Linked DNA regions of Homo sapiens: region 2 is linked to region 1. A link is a loop called in an ENCODE intact Hi-C map of the cell type or tissue named here. Cell type or tissue: endothelial cell of umbilical vein. All regions are shown on one strand.

Region 1 (4,000 bases):
GTAGAAAGTTTTAAAATAATAAATGAGCAACTCCCACAAATGGTACTTAATTTCCACAAAACTTTTTAGTAAAAGAGTATACAATCTTTTTAGGAGCACATTTACCTAAAAAAAATTTTTTAATTTTTAAATTTTTTTTAAGGAAGTAGAAATATTAAATTTCCAAGACAATTTTCTAGCATCTACTACTTGGTCATTTTAATTTACACTTTTCAACAACAGATTTCAATACAGTTATCATTTGCAAATTCATACATACTTTATTCATCATCTACCACATGATCAAAGATGTTTTATGTGAACGTTCCCTCCTACTTCATAAGCTCTCTGCCCTCACTCCAAAAAGAATAAAATGCCTCAAGGTTTATTGAAGGACATGGTTCTGATGCCTGACCTAACAAGGATTGGAATGGCTGGGTGGCAGGCAAGTGGTTTTCAATAATTTATTTTCCATGATAGTATAAAAGAATATAGAAAGAAAAGATTAATCCTTTTAATTTTGCAGTAAAATTTACATTCCCTAAGTGCAAAAAGACCTCATCCTCTGACACCTTTAACCACAAATTACTAAATAAATTTATTTTTGATGGCAACAAAATTGAAACACTTATTTAAGAAAAACAGAGATTGAGGTGGTTTTGAAGTAAAAGTGTCATATTTTGGATTCTAAAATGGAGTCAATATACAAAATATACTACTTTGATAAGCCGAATATTTTTTAACAGAACACTAACTGAAAGTAATTTTTTTAAAAAACCCTCTTACAAGTTACAACTGTAAAGATGGACGGTCATGATTTTAAAATCCAGTTTAATGGACTTCACAGCATCCAACATGTCTCGGCATTTACTTTATTTAATAGAATAAAATTTCCCTTTAGAGATTTCAAATATAAAAGCATAGGACATTCATAAAGCAAAAGAGGAGTTACTTCTGCAGTTGCTTTGTTCTCGGGTGGTCGGAGCACAATAGAGGGAGAGGACGCTCTATCTTTTCATCAGTCTAAAAGTTGTTAGGCATTAAAACATCGCCATATTACTCTAGCTCTGTGCGGGAAGTAGCTTTGCTAATCTAAGTATTTTAGAAATGAGTTATGTGGTCCCCTCTAGGAAATATGAAAAGCCATTATTCAATCTCAAAAACCTCAACAATATTCTGTAAGCCTCTTGAACATGCCGAAATGTATAGGATGGATGAAACGGTGCTGCTGGGGACCTATTTTTCAGCGACCTGAGGTGGGGAGGGAGGGGTCTGAACTTATTCAGATGCAGAGAGTGGGGATGCAAGTGCTAATTAATGGAGTGTCCAGAGCTCCAGGAGACGACGCTGTTGTAAGGATGGAGGATACAAAGCAGAGGATGCGCTCTCAAATTCAGTTCTTCACCGCTGCGTCCACATTCACGTCGGGAAACTTGGTCTCAGCCTTTGCCCAGGAAGCTGAAGCCAGGCTTACACCTGGGGGTGGAGGGCACTAACATGACCTCGGTTCAAGTTCTGGTCCCCGAACTGCTAAACAAAGTGTCTTTTATCACATTTTGGTAGTGAATTAAGTTTTCTGATAAACATTATGCATCTTGCAACGGTGTGATGAGTTCATGTACACACACACCACAATGGGCGACTGATCAATAAGTAGGTTAAGTATTCTGTCCCGAGAAAGCAATATGATGTATTTCCCTTATCGTATTGATCAAAAGAACGTTGTGGATGGAGTCCGTGGCCCAGGACTGGTTTCGAAATCTCAGTTCCCAAAAAGGTGCTTTCGGCTTTTGCCGGGGGTAGAAGTAAATAGTCCATAGGCGCCGGGCAGTCACAGTGCTGGAGCAAGAAAAGGTCGTGCTCACAGCCTTCCTGGCTGCCCTAAGCAACCTTCATCAAAAGGCTACGGGGGAAAGTCCCTGTCTCGGTCTCTGGAGACTGTTCTGCTTTTATATGGCAGTCCCATGAAAACAGCTCCACGCAGGAACCTAGTGAGAGGCAGGAAACAAATTTCCCACCTGAGACCCCGGGTAAAGCTCTGCCCATAGCCAACCCAAGCCTTCCACGGAGGGGCTGCGAAGACATCTTTTCTGTCCCTCTGAAACTCCTTCTCCAGACTCCAGCTCCAACTCCCGGGGCCCTAGTGATAGGAAGCTGGAGCCCAGAGCTCCCTCAGGGCGCGCAGAAAAGCCAGGGGTGGGGGTGGGGGAGCTTCAAAACCGTTAGCTCGCGTTTTTTCCCCCTCCCTCGCTAAGGTTTCTTTTCTTTTCTCTTCCTGTCCAAATATTTCAAATTTCCGCGCCTTAAATAACAGTCTCCTTTTATTTAGTTAGTTTCCTCGGCAGGTTTGGCAGCCCGCTTGTCTCTGCCCCCCTACGGGCCCGGGGCGCCTCGGGCGCCTCGGTGCTGCCTGCAGCCCCCGCGCGCTGCCCCCAGCCCAGCTTGCGCTGTACGGAGCGCGCCCGCCGGAGTCACAGCCCCCTCCTGCCGCGACCTCGCCTGACCCGGCTGTCCGGGCACCCGGAGGCAACTAAGGCCGCCCCCTGCCCAGATGCCGGCCTGCCTCTCAGCTTGACTTCCCTCCCCGGACTTTGGAGTGTCTTCTGCGTTAGGATTTGGATCCCAGTGGCCCTGGAGCGGCAGAAGGGCCGCGGCGATAGGAAAGCAGCGAAGGAGGCCAGTGGCCGGAGTCTGCCCCAGCCCCCACCCGCGGGTAACCTTGGAGGCGCCCTCGGAGTGAGTGTGTGCGCGGCCGCGCGGCCGGCCGGGGCGAGCAGGAGCACCGCGCCGCGGGCAGGAGGCGGGAGCGGGGGGGCGGGGAGGGGGAGCGGGCGCCGGCGCCTCCCGGCCGCCGGCGCAGCGCCCCGGGAGCTGCGGGTTCCCCGGGCGGCCAGGCGACCCCGGTCCTGGCCCTCAGGCAGCGGTCCCCGAGGAGGCGGCAGCCATCCCACTGGACGGTTCTGGCGACCTGTGCCTGAGGACCGGGGCCGGAGGGCGGCCAGGGAGCAAGGGCCAGCGGGCCGGTGAGTGCCTAGCTCTTCGCGGAGGTGAGCTGGCGGCGGGACGCAGCGGGGAGGCTGAGCAAACGGCGCCCGACCTCGATGCCAGCACTCCCTTCCCCTCCCCCCATGACAGCTGAGGACAGCCGGGCTCTGAGCCTCGCGTCCAGTTGCGAGGAGGCAAATGCCTCTCTGGCTTCTTAGCCCCTCAGACTATTCGGGAAGTTGACCTATGGTTTTGTCGGTCCCCCCCCCAACCCCACAAATTACTAGACGCCCAGGACTGACAATGCACGTTCAATTCCGAAAGACCCTCCTCCCGAAACACCGTGAACTGCAGGGCTCGGGTGCGCAAAACACCTAGAAAGGGGTCTTTTTTCAACCCGAAATAGTTTTGAAAATCGAGTACTGTAGGGATCATCAGCGACGCCTCAAAACAATTAAAAAAAAATCCCCAGATCTGGACACAGACTTGCTAAATTAAGGTTCCAGTGAAATGTTTTGTCATTTGCTCTAGAAACATTGTGCGAGCTTCAGGTGTTAGGATGTGGGTTTGGAATTTTCTGTGGTGTCTTTAATCCTCAAAGACATTAAATAACAGCGTGGTTACACCCCCCGGCAAGCGAGCAAAGGTTATCCTTGCCACCACAGCACCTGCAGAAGCACAGTGGAACTCACATATTTTGCTTCCTGAGTTCTAAAATGGCTTCTGAACAGTCCAGAGGTACCAGCACATAGGAGCAGGGGGACCGGAGACCGGGAGAGAGATTGTACATTTAAAAAAACTACGCAGATACTATTACACTTCAATTGTTCCACCTCACCTTTCTCCCCCAGCCCTCATCCTCATCGGACAAGGAAGAATTTTAGTGTAGGCCTGTTCAATAATTCTAAATACAGCCTTTTTCTTTTCTCTCATGTCTCCCCCCACCACCAAATAAAAACAAAAACAAAAAACAACCAGCCAAAAACATCAGCTCTTTGGGGGAGGAAGTAAAAAACCACCAATCCTTATCCAACTA
Region 2 (4,000 bases), 550 kb before region 1:
TATCCTTCTCGCTTGAGGCCAGGTCACCGTGAGATTTCCCCACTCCGGACCGGGGATCCCGCAGAAGCCAAGGGTGTAGCCACGAGGACTCGGGAACCCGAGGCGGCCCAGCAGATGCGTGAGGAACTTCATTTTCTCAGGAGTGGGAGGAGGAGCATCCTGGCATCTAACACAGCCCAACCAGAGGGAATCCGCCCAACCCCTAGTGGCGGCATCTCACTCTTCTCTCGCTCCTCTTTTCTGGCATTCACATCCCCACAGGTCTGAGACCCACAGCCTTTTCTCCCACTCCCCGGAGGTTAGGGTGTTCATGTGAGTGAATGTGTTATGGAGGGAGGCAAAATAAACCCGTTATGGAGGGAGGGCAAATAAACCCAAGGTCATCTCACCCACACTTCGACAGGGCAGGATATCCTCTGCCCAGCTTCCCAGGCCGCTCCAGGGCCAGTTCCTCCTGATTTGGATTGGGTTGGTCGGAGGGGAAAGCAAGGGCATGGCCCAACTGAGCCACCAGCACTAGTAGAGCACGCCCAGGTTGAGGCAGCAGGGTCTACCCCCTTCCCAACCTGAGTGTAGCTTCACACTTGGACACACCCCCTCCCACGTGCGTGTGACCACTCTCTGCAAAGTTTGGGACACACTCTCACGCCAGCATTCAGAGAGCACCACCGGGCCCAGGCTCAACTCTGATGCTACCCTCCGGCTCAAGGGGACCCCTTCAGTGAGTTTGACCTCACAGTGTTCTTATAAGCATGTCCCCATCCTGGGCCATCCACTTGGTGTGTGACATTCCCAGACTCCCACAGATTTCCACCTCGGTGATAGCACACGCCGACAGGAGCACATTCTTACGCAGGTATGCCCTGGTTTATGCGCGGAGCTCCAGTCTTACTTCTACAGTTGGGCCCCGGGCAGAAAAAGCCAAAACCCTCCGGGACAAATGAGGCGGCTGAGAGCAGAGGGTCTTCCTCACACATCCACACGCGTACTCTTAGCTCAGAATCATTTGCTGACGCCTCTGCTGTGCCAGGGGCTGGGGGCCCGGGTGAGAGGGCCCAGCCAAGAAAATCCACCCCATCCCTATTCGCCCCCGGCCCCATCCCCCACGCCCACGCCCAGGAACTGGTGGCGTCCAAAGGGACTGCGTTGGGGTGAGGCCGGGGTTGAGGGCCTAGGGCGCAGAGCCGGCTGGAGACGCGGCGTGGGGAAGGGGGCCGAGGGTGAGTAGTGTAGCTCTGAGTAAAAGAGCCAGGGGCGCCGATGGGGGACCCGGGAGGCATTGACTTTTGCGCTGTTTGCCCGCGGCCTCGGAGCAAGCAGACGCCATCTGTTTGCCGGCTGCGACGCGTCCCGTTTAATTACCCTCCCGGCAGCCTAATAGAGATGATATTAAACTAAATCTTTCTGACATTAAAAGTAATTATCCCCAAACCGGTGGCTCCGGGACGGAATGGCCCCTCCCGCACCCACCCCTTCCCTGGCCGCGCCGGATTCCGTTAGTTTGGCTGATACTCTCCGCCCGGGAATGGGGCGCAGAGGAAAGGGGGAAAGTGCCTTTGGGAGAAGGAATCTCCACGGGTTGCCCTACACGCGTTTTCCCGCACAACCACAGACTCTCCTGTTCCTATGTGAACACACGCACGTGTACACACAGACACGTAGCGACATTTTCCTCCAGATCAACTCATGAGTCATGCTGATGAAGACCCTCAGCCGCGCACACCCTCTGTGGACAGGGAGACGCGCAGCTTGGTTTCCTGTCCCCGTCCTCTGACACCGCTAAAATGGTCATTTTCCGTGGTCATAGCCACGGATCTATGCCACGACCTGGGACCGGGCATAATTTCGGAGCCAGAAAGTACTCCTGTGGTGGCGCCGGGTTTCTCAGGCGCTCTTCCAGCTAAGGGCCAGGAGCCCAGCGATTTCCCTACAGTTGCTTACTGAAGTCGCACCATTCTCTGCGAGGCAGGTCCGATTATTCCACTTGTCAGGTGAGAAAACAGACTCGGAGAGGTGAGATGACTTGTTCCACATTATCACAATTAGTGAGTAACAGTGCAAAAATCAAACCCGGGAGTACCCTCATCCAAAGCCAGGTCTGTCTGCACAGTGCAGGCGCAGCGGGCGCTGCGAATCGGCTCCTGGCCCAATGCACCCCTCCACACCCGTTGGCCGGGAACCCGCTGGTGCTCAGCTTCTATCCGGACCCCGGACCTAAAGGCCGGGCAGAACAACCAACTGAAGGTGGAGGAGCGAGGGCACTGGTGCTGATTGAGCGGCAGGAGCCCCCGAGGCGGAGTCCCAGCGGCTGCAGCCCTCCTTTGGATCAAGCCCTCGCGTCTTCCGGGCAGGCGGAAGGGAGGCGTCTGCCCAGTGTCGCCAGGCTTCTCACGATTTTCTGGTTGGGAGCATCTAAGCCTGAGACAAACGCATGGAGAGCGGTGTTCACCGCCCCACTATTTGTTTCTATTTGTGAGCGTCTACTGAGTACAGCCACTCTGATAAACACTCGGTGTGTGCTCTCTTGCTTGGCACGCAGTCCTTGGGGGAAGATGCGATGTTCCACATTTCAGACACGAGGTAGCCAAAGTTCAACAAGGCGACATAACTTGCCTGGGGCCAGAGTGCTGCCGAACTTCGAAAAAGACAGAAATCCAGATCCAACTCCCACTCTTAGGTTTTTTTCTCCTCACCTTCCGTTCCGAGTGGGTAGGATCAGACCTAGGGGCTTCCATTTGGTTCGATTCCATTCAGTTCACTAATCATTCACAGAAACATGAAAGTAGGAGTCATTCATTCATTCACTTATTAATTCGTTTATGTAACAGCATTTGTTGAGCATCTAGTATGTGCCAAGCTCTACGGATCCGAGACAAATCAACCATAATGGGCCCTTACAGAACTTGTTAGCCAACTGGGGACACAGTCACCTATCAATGACCTCACAGTGAGAAGTCTAATCTTGGGAATGGGGGAAGGAGAATGAGGGGAAACTTCCCCAAGAAAGGGACCTCTGATGTGAGAGGTTAGGTTTCCCAAAAGGAAACACTGTTATTGCTTGTTCTGATAGAATAAAAGTCTTATAAAACATTTTAGAAAATTCAGCAAAATATATTTGGTGAATTTTGCTAATTTTTTTTCCTGTTTACCTACACTGACAAAAATATACTTTACAGTACTTGGTTTTTGTTTACAAATATAAGGATTTTAATATTAATCTATCTACATAACCTTTTAAATGATTGTTTAATGTTCCATTGCATGGATCCCTCTTTCTTTAGCCATTTCCCTGTTAATAGGTATTTTGTTTGTTTCCAGTTTTTGCTCTAATAAATATTGCTACCACAAACATCCTTTGTGAATTTGCCAATTATTTACCTAGGATAAATTCCTAAAAATAAGATTGATCGGCCAGAGGCTTTTTACATTTTTTAAAGGCTTTTGATAGCTATCAAATAGCCCACAGGAAAGGTATCAATGAACACACTCAATACAAGCACATCTTGCTGATCTTTTAAATCTTTGCCAATTCAAACAAGAAAAATAGTATATCATTGTTATAATTTGCATTTCCTTAGTTATTCCTTACTTTTTCCTACATGGATCGGTCAGTTAAGTTGTTTTAAAAATTATTTATATACATCATTTGCTTATTTTTCAATCATAGAGCTTCTACTTTCCTTAATTTGTAATAGTAATTTATATATCAAGGACAATAGTATCTTCTGTCTGTAACATGTGCTGCGTTTCCTCACTTTTTTGTGGCTGTCTTGCTATTGTAATGCTGGAGTTTTAAAACGTTTATGTAGACCAAAATTTATATATTTTTTGTAGAATCTATTTACAGTTGTATATGTAAGGATTTCTCAAATCCAACCGTCTACAAGCATTGGCCTATATTTGTATTAGCTCTTTTTTCATTATTTACATTTATATCTTTAGTTTATTGGAAATTAATTTTGATGGAAGGTGTGGTTTGTAGCTTCATTTTCCTCAATAA

The links. Peaks named below come from ENCODE experiments on the same cell type or tissue, not always from the same donor. Only the 100,000 strongest peaks of a DNase experiment are listed, where the experiment ranks them.
Region 2: it touches region 1 in a loop (4-fold over the local background); 1 of 110 quality-filtered maps calls a loop at or near these places.

Annotation. Positions count from the first base shown.
Region 1 is chr1:50,975,285-50,979,284 of GRCh38, forward strand. No RefSeq gene overlaps it. Among named protein-coding and RNA genes, the nearest start is that of CDKN2C, 7.0 kb to the left of the region's middle. RefSeq lists enhancers at 1,168-1,217, 1,558-1,847, 1,918-2,027, 2,118-2,197, silencers at 2,348-2,517, 2,748-2,807, 2,828-3,047 and a cis regulatory region at 3,479-3,988. In endothelial cell of umbilical vein, no CTCF peak of the experiment used is centred here; DNase peaks (open chromatin) are centred at 1,917, 2,567 and 3,087; H3K4me3 peaks cover 2,346 bases; H3K27ac peaks cover 1,456 bases.
Region 2 is chr1:50,425,681-50,429,680 of GRCh38, forward strand. No RefSeq gene overlaps it. Among named protein-coding and RNA genes, the nearest start is that of DMRTA2, 4.2 kb to the left of the region's middle. RefSeq lists enhancers at 770-1,763, 1,764-2,756. In endothelial cell of umbilical vein, no CTCF peak of the experiment used is centred here; no DNase peak of the experiment used is centred here; H3K27me3 peaks cover 3,191 bases.